3 separate regions of the Homo sapiens genome follow, and all the other regions are linked to region 2. The links are chromatin contacts, found by Hi-C or POLR2A ChIA-PET in ENCODE. All regions are on one chromosome and are shown on one strand. The core of a region is the stretch at or near the end of the contact, and the rest is flanking DNA. Distances in the headings are between cores, read along the strand shown. Region 1 has its middle 59 kb from the start of A4GALT. Region 2 holds the start of TSPO (translocator protein). Region 3 overlaps ARFGAP3 (ARF GTPase activating protein 3).

Evidence for each region. A loop is a pair of places that touch in the nucleus more often than their neighbours do. ChIA-PET counts read pairs that join two places held with the same protein, here RNA polymerase II (POLR2A). Pooled maps may share reads with other maps.
Region 1: a loop to region 2 is called in a pooled map, with 8 times the contacts of the local background. The contact joins the enhancer-like site here to the promoter of TSPO in region 2. A Hi-C loop is called at or near these places in 1 of 37 single-sample maps with no recorded cell type and 4 of 50 pooled maps. POLR2A ChIA-PET finds 5 or more read pairs at or near these places in 2 of 52 experiments (H1 and HCT116).
Region 3: POLR2A ChIA-PET joins it to region 2 with 17 read pairs in activated naive CD4-positive, alpha-beta T cell. The contact joins the enhancer-like site here to the promoter of TSPO in region 2. POLR2A ChIA-PET finds 5 or more read pairs at or near these places in 5 of 52 experiments (H1, HCT116, IMR-90 and 2 more).

What each region holds. Positions count from the first base shown.
Region 1 is chr22:42,777,763-42,781,561 of GRCh38, reverse strand. No RefSeq gene overlaps it. Among named protein-coding and RNA genes, the nearest start is that of A4GALT, 59 kb to the right of the region's middle. RefSeq lists a silencer at 1,336-1,385. Within about 2 kb of position 1,269, at least 2 of the 41 ENCODE cell types and tissues checked have a DNase peak (open chromatin) inside an H3K27ac peak, as active enhancers do.
Region 2 is chr22:43,149,001-43,152,920 of GRCh38, reverse strand. TSPO (translocator protein) reads right to left here and starts at 1,362. Exons shown (of 4, transcript NM_000714.6): 1 at 1,317-1,362. RefSeq lists an enhancer at 670-769 and a silencer at 1,391-1,610.
Region 3 is chr22:42,803,556-42,807,596 of GRCh38, reverse strand. It overlaps ARFGAP3 (ARF GTPase activating protein 3), which reads left to right. Exons shown (of 16, transcript NM_014570.5): 14 at 434-524. Among named protein-coding and RNA genes, the nearest start is that of ARFGAP3, 52 kb to the left of the region's middle. Within about 2 kb of position 1,881, at least 20 of the 41 ENCODE cell types and tissues checked have a DNase peak (open chromatin) inside an H3K27ac peak, as active enhancers do.

The sequences.
Region 1 (3,799 bases), core at 20-2,519, 370 kb after region 2:
TAACATGGTGAAACCCCATCTCTACTAAAAATACAAAAAAATTAGCCGGGCATGGTGGCGGGCATCTGTAGTCCCAGCTACTCCGGGAGGCTGAGGCAGGAGAGAGAGGCGTGAACCCGGGAGGCGGAGCTTGCAGTGAGCCGAGATCGTACCACTGCACTCCAGCCTGGGCGACAGAGCGAGACTCTGTCACAAAAAAAATAAAAAATAAGAAATGGCCAGTATATCGGTCAGGATACGATACATTATGCTGCAGGAACAAATGACTCCAACATCTCAGCAGCTTACGGAGATAAAGGTTTACTTCTCATTCAGGTCCACTGTAGATGGCCAATATTTTCACGTTGGGACCCAAGCTGATGAAACAGCCTCTAGAACATGACTGATCTCATAGCAGGGAAAAAGAAAAACAAACCAAAAACCCCACAGCAAGTCACATTCTGGCTCTTGAAGCTTCTGCTTGGAAGTGACAAACATAACTTCTGCCCATATACTATTGGCTAAAACAAATTATGTCTCCAAACCTGATTTCTGTGGAGCAGGAAGTGTGATATTACCCCAGGGATGGGCAATTAATATTTTTGAAACAGAATAGGAATATTTTGAATAGAATGCTTCAGTAGGCCAGGTGTGGTGGCTCACGCATGTAATCCCAGCACTTTGGGAGGCTGAGGCAGGTGGATCACCTGAGGTCGGGAGTTCGAGACCAGCCTCACCAACGTGAAGAAACCGTGTCTACTAAAAATACAAAATTAGCCAGGCTTAGTAGCGCATGCCTGTAATCCCAGCTACTTGGGAGGCTGAGGCAGGAGAATCGCTTGAACCCAGGAGGCAGAGGTTGCAGTGAGCCAAGATTGCGCCACTGCACTCCAGCCTGGGCAACAGAGCTAGACTTTGTCTCAAAAAATAAATTAAAAAAATAAATATAATAATAAAAAAGAGAAAAGTTAAATAGCACAGATATTATGTGAAATAATTAAAAATTAGACTTATTAAAATGTGTATTCTTCAGAAAAAGACCCTTAACACAGTATCAGAGATAGATATTGCTAAGGAACTGAATAATGTAAGTGGCTAGGGAAGACAGCAACGCTCAGAGATGTGTCCCCTGGGGCAACATGGTTCCACAGCAGATATGGCTGTTGGGATCCAGATTACAGCATTCTTGTGAGGCTCTAATCCCTAGTGCCCAGCCCCTTCCTCCAGCCATCCTTGAGAAGTAAAAACAGGAAGGCAGCAATGTAACAGAAGACAATACATGCGATAAAGTACTTGAAAGCCAGTAAGCGCCATCTAGTGGCAAGGGGATGATTTTTTCCCATTTTGTATGTACTGTCAAATTCAAACTGCATAGGACAATTTGCATTCCTATCAGCAGGGTGTGAGAGTTGCCAATGTTTTTGTTTTTGTGTGTTTTTTTGTTTTGTTTTGATTTTTGAGATGCAATTTCACTCTTGTCGCCCAGGCTAGAGTGCAGTGGCGTGATCTCGGCTCACTGCAACCTCCGCCTCCCAGGTTCAAGCGATTCTCCTGCCTCAGCCTCCCAAGTAGCTGGGATTACAGGCACCCACCACCATGCCCAGCTAATTTTTGTATTTTTAGTAGAGATGGGGTTTCACCACATTGGCCAGGCTGGTTTCAAACTCCTGACCTCAGGTGATCCTCCTGCCTCGGCCTCCCAAAGTGCTGGGATTACAGGTGTGAGCGACCGTGCCTGGCAGTTTACAGTATTCTACCTTGTCACTAAGCTTGCTAAGTTCAGACTCACTAAGTTTTCTCATTTTAATGAATACAGAATAGTATTTCTGATAAACTGATAGTAAGATTTAGAGGCTTATTGCTGGGCATGGTGGCTCACGCTTGTAATCCCAGCACTTTGGGAGGCCAAGGCGGGCGGATCAGATGAGGTCGGGAGTTCGAGGTCAGCCTGACCAACATGGAGAAACCCGTCTCTACTAAAAATACAAAATTAGCTGGGTGTTGTGGCGCATGCCTGTAATCCCAGCTACTTGGGAGGCTGAGGCAGGAGAATCGCTTGAACCCGGGAAACAGGTTGCGGTGAGCTGAAATCACGCCATTGCACTCCAGCATGAGCAACAAGAGCAAAATTCTGTCTCAAAAAAAAAAAAGAGAGATTTAGAGGCTTGCTTCTGATTCCATTTTTAAAATGTATTTATTTAGGCCAGGTGCAGTGGCTCACGCCTGTAATCCCAGCACTTTAGGAGGCTGAGGCAGGCGGATCACCTGAGGTCCGGAGTTCGAGACCAGCCTGACCAACATGGTAAAACCTTGTCTCTACTAAAAATACAAAAATTGCCAGGCGCGGTGGCTCACGCCTGTAATCCCAGCACTTTGGGAGGCCGAGACGGGCGGATCACAAGGTCAGGAGATCGAGACCATCCTGGCTAACACGGTGAAACCCCGTCTCTACTAAAAATACAAAAAAATTAGCCAGGCGTGGTGGCGGGCGCCTGTAGTCCCAGCTACTCGGGAGGCTGAGGCAGGAGAATGGCGTGAACCCAGGAGGCGCAGCTTGCAGTGAGCGGAGATCGTGCCACTGCACTCCAGCCTGGGCGACAGAGCAAGACTGTCTCAAAAAAAAAAAAAAATACAAAAAATACAAAAATTAGCCGAGCGTGGTGGCAGGCGCCTGTAATCCCAGATACTTGGGAGACTGAGGCAGGAGACTGAGGCAGGAGAATTGCTTGAACCCAGCAGGCAGAGGTTGTGGCGAGCTGAGATCGCGCCATTGCACTCCAGCCTGGGCAAAAAGAGCGAAAAGTCCATCTCAAAAAAAAAAAAATTATTTATTTAGGTAAGGATATATATGTATACTGTATTTTTTTTTTATACGAGTCTTGCTCTGTTGCCCAGGCTGGAATCCAATGGCATGATCTCAGCTCACTGCCGACTCTGCTTCCCAGATTCAAGTGATTCTCCTGCCGCAGCTTCCTGAGTAGCTGGGACTACAGGCGTGTACCACCACCCCCAGCTAATTTTCTATATTTTTAGTACAGGCGGGGTTTTACCATGCTGGCCAGGCTGGTCTCGAACCCCTGACCACAGGTGATCCGCCCGCCTCGGCCTCCCAAAGTGCTGGGATTACAGGTATGAGCCACTGCTTCCAGCCACTTTATATATGTATACTCTATTCTCTATGTACTTCCGATGGTACCACATCAAGAGGCACATAATGTCTTGTTATCAATCAAATGTTGTTCAAATGTGGTTGGCCTGATTCATCAATAGATACAGTAATAAGGTTTCTTATCTATCTTTCACCCAATGGTTTTAGAAACCACTGATGATTGGCTGGGCGCTGTGGCTCACGCCTGTAATCCCAGCACTTAAGAGGCCGAGGGGAGCAGATCACGAGGTCAGGAGTTCGAGACCATCCTGGACAACATGGTGAAACCCTGTCTCTACTAAAAATACAAAAAGTAGCTAGGTGTTATGGCGTGGGCCTATAGTCCCAGCTACTTGGGAGGCTGAGGCAGGAGAACTCTTTAGAACCCAGAAAGTGGAGGTTGCAGTGAGCCAAGTTTGCACCACTGCACTCCAGCCTGGCAACAGAGCGAGACTCCGTCTAAAAAAAAAAAAAAACAACAACAACACTGATGATTATTACTTAGATTCATCATTTCATAAAGGATTTGAAAAAAATAGTAATTTTCTAATTTTATTATTCCTTCTGCATTTATTTATTTATTTATTTTGAGATGGAGTTTCACTCTTGTTGCCCAGACTGGAGTGCAATGGCACGATCTCGGCTCACTGCAACCTCTGCCTCCCAGGTTCA
Region 2 (3,920 bases), core at 113-2,612:
ATACTTTCTGGTAGATCCAGCCAGACATCCTGCCTCACGCCAGGCACAAGTGTGTACAGACGACAGGACACAGCACATGTGCACACACACACTCCCAGGAAAGAAAGTGGTCCTCGGGGCACAGTGGAGAAGGCAGGCTGGGATCAGCCTGCACGGGTTCTGGCCCTGGCTCCACCGCGCCAGCTGCGTGACTCTGGACAAAGGCTTCTTTGGCAAGCCTCAGTTTCGCCGAACCTCCCTGTGGGGCTGCCAGCAGCCAGGTGGAGACTCAGGGGCCGCCTTCCCCTGCTGGGCTGAGGCTGGCTCTCCTGTCCTTGCCACACGGCCCCTTTCACCGCCAGTGGAAACCTGCCTCAGGCTGCCCTGTCCCGGGCCCCACCGACTCCACAGAGACGCCGGGCCTCGCCCACTGTTCTGGCAGTAGGCCTTCATGGGCAGGGCTTGCTGTGTGCCAGGCAAGCTGGGCGGCTGCTTCCTGTACACCACCTCCCCTGATATCCTCGCCCTGCCTGAGCCCATTCTGGGACAGCCTCAAGTCCTGTCTCTCCTGCCATCCAGCCCAGGGCACGCTGCTGGTATCCCGTAGCCCTGGCCCCTGGCAGGCTGGCCAGAGGGGCTCCAGGCCCACGCCAGGCCATGGCCTCTGGCAGCTGCCCTGGCCAGCAGCGCGTTCACAGCAGGAAGCCCCCGCTTCTCCTACCTGGGCTCCGGCTTCTTTGCAAGGGGTAGGGGAAGCAGACAGGTCCCAGAGGCTGCTCGGCTCACAGTAAGACCCGTCTAGGCTGCAACGCACCTGAGCCCCGCACTGGGAATCGAGGGCCAGGGGGCCTCTAACCGGCTTTGGGCAAAATAAACTTCCCCGATCTGGACTGTTCTCCACTACGAAACGGGGTGTCTCGGAGATCAAGAGCCCGAGGTCTCCCAGATATTCTGAGACCCTCAAGGGAGTTCCGCCTGGGATTGCCCATCCGCGGAATGGGCAGGAGAGGGAGCGTCGGCCACTCCTGGGACCGCGCTTCCTGCAGGAGAAGCCACGCGGCCAAGGGCTGGGCGTGGCAGGGTTGTCCAAGTTTTCCCTCCCGAACCCCCAGCCGGAGGCGGCCCGCGCTGGAACCCCGGCCGCGGAGGCCCAGACTCTGCTGCCCGCCGCCCCCTGACCCGGTAGCCGAGCCCCAAGTGCTGCCCCGGGTCGCCCCCTCGGGTGTCCAGTCTGCGGCTCCGGCCTCAGTTTCCCTCTGTCCCGCGGCGCTGCCAAGAGTCGCAGCCATGCGGGCCCCCACTTCCCGCTGCCCCCTCCGCGTCCCGTCCTCACTCACCAGCGGCGAGGGCACGCTCCGGGAAGGGCACTGCCTGGCAGGAGTTAGCCAGGCCGCTGTCCCCGCATCCGCCCCGCCCCTCCCAGCCGCCAGGCCCCGCCCCTCTCAGTCGCCCGGCCCCGCCCCGCCCCGCCTGGCAGCCCGGGCACTGGGCCCACTCGCGTCCCCGCGGGACCGGGAGCTCACTCCTCAAAGCCACCTCTCCCGCGGGACGCGCTTCTGCCTCCCCCCGGCCGCGAGCAAGTCTCTCGGCTCCTCCTCCTCCCCATGGTGACCGGTGACGGCCGCCCGGCCAGACCCAACATCTAAAACGTTGCCGTGTGTCCAACGGCGTGTCGTTTGTCGTCTCTTCTAGCCTCACTTTTCCCATCTATAAAATGCAGCAACAAGACCGATCTCCGAGTGGGGAATTACCTCTCCTGAGGCCAAGGCCCTGAGCGTCCTGCTGCCCAGCAGCCTTGGCCCCATTTCCGGAGCACCCCAGTTCCTTGAGCTGTTGACGCAGGGCACGGAGGCAGCGCGCTGCACTCTTAGTCCTGGCCCAGCCACTTTCTGACTGGCTCTCTGGGCCTCCATCTCCTCATCTGTAAAATGGGCACAAAGTCGTGGGACTGATGAGGCCGCAACGCGGTGATGCAGGCAGGACACCCCTCAGATGCTCGGCGCTCAGTGAGGGGAGGCTGCCATCATCACAGCCCAGAGGTGGCCTCCAGCTGCCCAGGTCCACTCCCATGCAGGGTGTGTCCAGCCCCAGGCCCTTGGCACTATGGCTGTCTTGCTGCAGTTCAAGGCTGTCCCAGCTCCCTCCAGACAACTCAGCCTGGCAACGCCCCATCAGCCTGAACCAGCCACGTTGGCCCAAACTGATCCTGCAGGGTCCAAGGAGAACTGTGGCTACTTCTACCCAGACACAGAAGCCAGGAGCCTCCTTGGGGACCAGCCAGGCTGCAGTATGGCTTTCCTAGGACCTGGCATTTTTGCCTTTGTGAGCCTCTTCCTCTATTAAAAAACAAACATACATAAATCTATTTTTTACTGTGTTGGCCTGAAGACAAGGATAACCCAGGCTTGGTTCCATTCTTCATTCATCTTTTTCTTCTGGGTTTCTTTTTTTTTTTTTTTGAGACGGAGTTTCGCTCTTGTCTCCTAGGCTAGAGTACAATGGCACAATCTCGGCTCACTGCAACCTCTGCCTCCTGGGTTCAAGTGATTCTCTCCTCCCTCAGCCTCCCGGTAGCTGGGATTACAGGCGCCTGCCACCATGCCCGGCTAATTTTTGTATTTTTAGTAGAGATGGGGTTTCACCATGTTGGCCAGGCTAGTCTCGAACTCCTGACCTGAAGTGATCCACTGCCTCGGCCTCCTAAAGTGCTAGGATTACAGGCGTGAGCCACCGCACCTGGCAGCTTTGTTTTTTTTTTTTTTTTTCTTTTTTAAAATTCCTTCTGGCCAGGCACGGTGGCTCATGCCTGTAATCCCAGCACTTTGGGAGGCCGAGGTGGGTGGATCACTAGGTCAGGAGTTCGAGACCAGCCTGGCCAACATGGTGAAACCCCATCTCTACTAAAAATACAAAAATTAGCTGGGCATGGTGGTGTGTGCCTGTAATCCCAGCTACTTGGAAGGCTAAGGCAGGAGAATCTCTTGAACCCAGGAGGCAGAGGTTGCAGTGAGCTGAGACGGTGCCACTGCACTCCAGCTTGGTGACAGAGCGAGACTCCGTCTCAAAAAAAAAAAAAAAAAATCCCTTCTTAGCCGGGCGTGGTGGCTCACACCTGTAATCCCAGCACTTTGTGAGGCCGAGGCCGGTGGATCACCTGAGGTCAGCAGTTCGCCACCAGCCTAACCAACATGGTGAAACCCAGTCTCTACTAAAAATACAAAAATTAGCTGGGCATGGTGGCAGGCGCCTGTAATCCCAGCTACTCAGGAGGCTGACACAGGAGAATCGCTTGAACCGGGAGGTGGAGGTTTCAGTGAGCCAAGATCACGCCATTGCACTCCAGCTTGGGTGACACAGTGAGACTCTTTCTCAAAAAAACAAAACAAAAAATAAAATAAAATAAAAATAAGACACACATGTGGCTGGTTGCAGTGGCTCACGCCTGTAATCCTAGCACTTCGGGAGGCCGAGGCAGGCAGATCACTTCAGGTCAGGAGTTGGAGACCAACCTGGCCAACACGGTGAAACCCCATCTCTACTAAAAATACAAAAATTAGCTGGGCGTTGTGGCGGGCACCTTTAATCCCAGCTACTCGGGAGGCTGAAGCATGAGAATCACTTTAACCCGGGAGGTGGAGGCTGCAGTGAGTCGTGATCACACCTCTGCACTCCAGCCTGGGTGATAAAGCAAAACTCAATTTAAAAAAAAAAAAAAAAACCACACACGTGTACACATTACAACAATAATACCAGGTGTGCCCATTCCCCAGTTATGACCAGAACATTACGAGAGTCCTAGGAGCGCCCTGGTGACCTCCCCAGCGATTCCTCCCCTCCCCAGAGATCACCTTTACTTTGACTTGGGTTGATCACGCCCTTGCTTTCCTTTAGGGTTTTATGAATCCCACCCGGGTGTGTTTCCCTGAGTACTATGTGTGCAG
Region 3 (4,041 bases), core at 632-3,131, 350 kb after region 2:
GTAGAATTGCCCCTTGCTGTTCCCACAGTCCATAAAATCTGCCTTGCTTCAAAGTTGACATTCAAGTTCAGTTTTAAAATAGTGTCATGGGGCTTGGAAAAGAGACTCTTAGAGTGGCCTTTGCTGACAGCTGGCTAGAAGCAGCACCAGGAGAGAGATGCCGCTCTCCCTCCCTCACTCCGACGGCCTCCGCACTGGCCATCGTGGCTGAGGTGTTGTATGTTGATCAGTCTGCCTGTGACCTGCCTCCCATGCAGAACATGAGCTTTGTGCTGTCCCGCAGGACCTGGCCTTGGCAGTGGCATTCAGTAACTGTTGGAAAGAAAGAGCCTGGGGGTCAAACACTTTCAAATGACAGCTCTTCAGTGATTCTTTTTGCAAAACTGCCCACAATCTTTGGAGCCTAACATTTCCTTTTCCTTGTCTTCTCTAGTATGAGACCAGGGCCCGCCTAGAGAGGCTGTCGGCAAGTTCCTCCATAAGCTCGGCTGATCTGTTCGAGGAGCCGAGGAAGCAGCCAGCAGGTAGGGGGCACTGAACAAGAGCTGGTCTCTGTCATGTCTACGGTATGAACACATTTCATCTGGATAGGACTGTTTCCTTTTCCAAGATATTTTAGCAACCATTATTCGATGCTCTGATCTCTGCTATAAGTCAGGTAGAGCAGAAGTTACTATTCCAGGCTTCACACGTAAGGAGACCAAGTCATGAAATTAAAGCAACATCCCATCATTGCCTGGCAAGTCATCCTTCTGAACACTGTCATAGAGGAGTGTTTTCTAGCTGAGTGCGGCTGTGCTATGAAATACCATGTGCTATCTTAGCCTTAGAGGTGGACAGCGCCGGGCTCCCGTGTGATCCTCACCACCCTCTAGCTGTGAGCCCTTGAGGATGTCATGGTGTCTTTAGCCTCAGTCTCCTCCTCTGTAACGGGGGTGGATAAAACCACCTCACAAGGTTGTCATGCGGCTTAAATGAGCAATGTGAAGTGCCACCAAGTGTCTGGCACACAGCAGGCCCCAGGGGTGGGCAGAGGCAGATAGAAACATGTGGCTCTAACAGCATCTGTCTTCTGGGGAAGACAGAACACAGCTTTGGGAGTGAGCAGGTGGAGAGGAATTGCCTGTCTCCCATATCCCTCTTCAGGGTTCAGACCCCAGCGAGGAGGTGTCTGGTCCTCCCAGGGCTGGGATGGCCTAGGATGGGGCGGCCTGTGAGCCCAGTGGTGGGCCTCAGAGCGCCGGCCCCTCTGCTTCGACTTCCCCTCCCCCTGACTGAGGGATGCCTTGTGAGAGTACCCTACAAAGGCCTCTGCCAGGCCACAGTGGGGAGGAGGGGCCCTGTGGTTAACGTGAAAGGGGCAGCGTCCTCTGAGGTCATTTCAGGAAGCCATTTATCAGCAGGAGAGCCAAGGGGAGGGATGACTCTCAGGAGCCAGGCATTCCAAGCCTGGCACCCTCAGCATCCCTAGGCCTAGAGGAGCTGGCTGTGGCTCTAAGTGACCAACCTAGGCTATCACTTGGCCTTACAGCCACAGAGAACAGCTGTTTTCAGAGTCCAAAGAGAAACAGCTCGAGAGAGGTCTGAGTGTCGGACATTCTGGGTTGTGGTTTGGGGATGTTATAGAGACACACTGTGGCCCTCGGGGTGCAGTGGGCACTGCCAAGTTGCTGTGCTGCAGTGGAGGGAGAGTCCTAGCCAGGTGGCAGCAAGTGAGACAAGGGTTGTGTTGGCAGAGCAGCTGGCAGAGAGCCAGGCAGCCCAAGGAGCCAGAGGCCAGGGCCAGAGTGGACAAGCCCCGGCACATCCGCTGCCAGTGAGAGTGTGAGGGTGCCTGGGGGTGCGCAGCCAGGGCCACGGCTCCCCTGAGCCACTCTTTGGTCAGGAGCACACCCTGTGCCTCACCCCAGACTTGAGCAGAGGGGCCTCGTTTCCCTTGGGCAGTCAGTTACTTGCTGACTGGGCATTTCCTGGCAGTGAGTCTTGGTGGGGGCAGGTGAGGCTCATTGGCTTGTTCCATCTCCAAACTTTCAGTGTCCTGGCCTGTTGTCAGGGCAACTTCCTTTTGTGACCACCCCTGGCAGAGAGGCACTCCGGCCACCTTTGGAGACCTCCAGCAGCCCCACAGGTCAGTGCTGGGTCGCCTTGTAGGGGCCCTGGCACAGCCAGCAGCCGGTCCAGAGACCTGCATTGTTCAGTCCCCTGACTCCCTGCAATGGATGCCTTTGTAATTTAAATCAATAGAAGTTTTACTCTGAAGCACTGTTTGTTTTTTTAAAAAAATATTTGGAGATCAAATGAGAGCAGCCTTTCCAGTTACTGAACAAAAATAGTGGCAGCCTGTGTTTACCTTCCTGTTCCCTTTCAGAGAACAAAGATCCATTAAATTTTTTTGACCCTGTGTGGATGCCAAACCAACCCTGGTTCCTGGCACCTCGTGGTCATTGTAAGGTGCACCCTGGGGTGAGAGGCCACCCAGAAACTCACTCCCCTGCCCCCGCCGGGGTCTAACTGTGTTGCCCAGGCTGGTCTCAAACTCCGGGCCTTGAGCAAACCTCCCTCCTCAGCCTCCCAAGAAGCTGGAATTACAGGCACCAGCAACTTTTATTAAATATTTACTTTTTATTATTCAGAGCATATTTCAACAAAGAGCTTTGTGTGTTCTGCCTCCATAAAGCTTGTTTTATTTTATAAATTTTTTTTTCTTTTATTTTGTCTTTAATACTTTCCTATTGAAGTAAAAGCTTGTTTTAAGAAAACAAGTTCTTAAAACTTGTTCTGGGCAAGGCACGGTGACTCACACCTGTAATCCCAACACTTTGGGAGGCCGAGGTAGGCGGATCACCTGAGGTCGAGAGTTCAAGAGCAGCCTGGCTAACATGGTGAAACCCCATCCCTTCTAAAAATACAAAAATTAGGCCAGTCACAGTGGCTCACGCCTGTAATCCCAGTACTTTGGGAGGCCGAGGCGGGTGGATCACGAGGTCAAGAGATCGAGACCAGCCTGGCCAACATGGTGAAGCCCCATCTCTACTAAAAATACAAAAACTAGCTTGGCGTGGTGGCATGTGCCTGTAGTCCCAGCTACTCCGGAGGCTGAGGCAGGAGTATCGCTTGAACCTGGGAGGTGGGAGTTGCAGTGTGCCGAGATCACACCGCTGCACTCCAGCCTGGAGACAGAGCGAGACTCCATCTCAAAAAAAAAAAAAAAAAAAAAAAATTAGCTGGGTGTGGTGGTGGGCGCCTGTAATCCCAACCACTCAGGCGGCTGAGGCACAAGAATTGCTTGAACCTGGGACGGGGATGTTGCAGTGGCCGAGATCGCACCATTACACTCCAGCCTGGGCAATAGAATGAGATTCTGTTTCAAAAAAAAGAAAAGGAAAAAAGAAACTATTCTGCTTGGTGGCTCACCCCTATAATCCAGCACTTTGGGAGGCTGAGGAAGACGTATCGCTTGAGCTCAGGAGTTCCAGACCAGCCTGGGCAACATGGCAAAACCGTGTCTCTACAAAAAATACAAAAATTAGCCAGGCATGGTGGTGCACACCTGTAGTCCCAGCTACTCTGGAGGCTAAGGTGGGAGGATGACCTGAGCCCAGGAGGCAGAGGTTACAGTGATCTGAGATCGTGCCACTGCACTCCAGCCTGGGTGATAGAGCCAGGCCTTGTATCAAAAAAAAAAAAAAAAAAAAAGAGGAAGGAGGGAGGGAAGGAAGGAAGGAAGGAAACAATCAGTTCTGTGTTCCTTATCTTAATTTCCAAATGTGAAACGCTTCTGGTGAGGTAAGCTGCTTTCTGGGGGTGTTTCTAGCCCAGGAGACCTGCGGCCGTTCTTACGGGCACTCTCTTTCACTGTAGCTGAAGGATTGAGTGGGAAGCGCATGTAAGTGCCTGCAGCCAACCTGACCTGGCACAGCAACAGTCCCTGTGGTCACACCCATGGGACAGGGTCATTAGAGCTGGGGGACTGCCATCAGCTGGGCACTGCCTCAGGCAGGCGTGAGGCACTCAGACACCAGATGACAGAGTGGAGGCAGC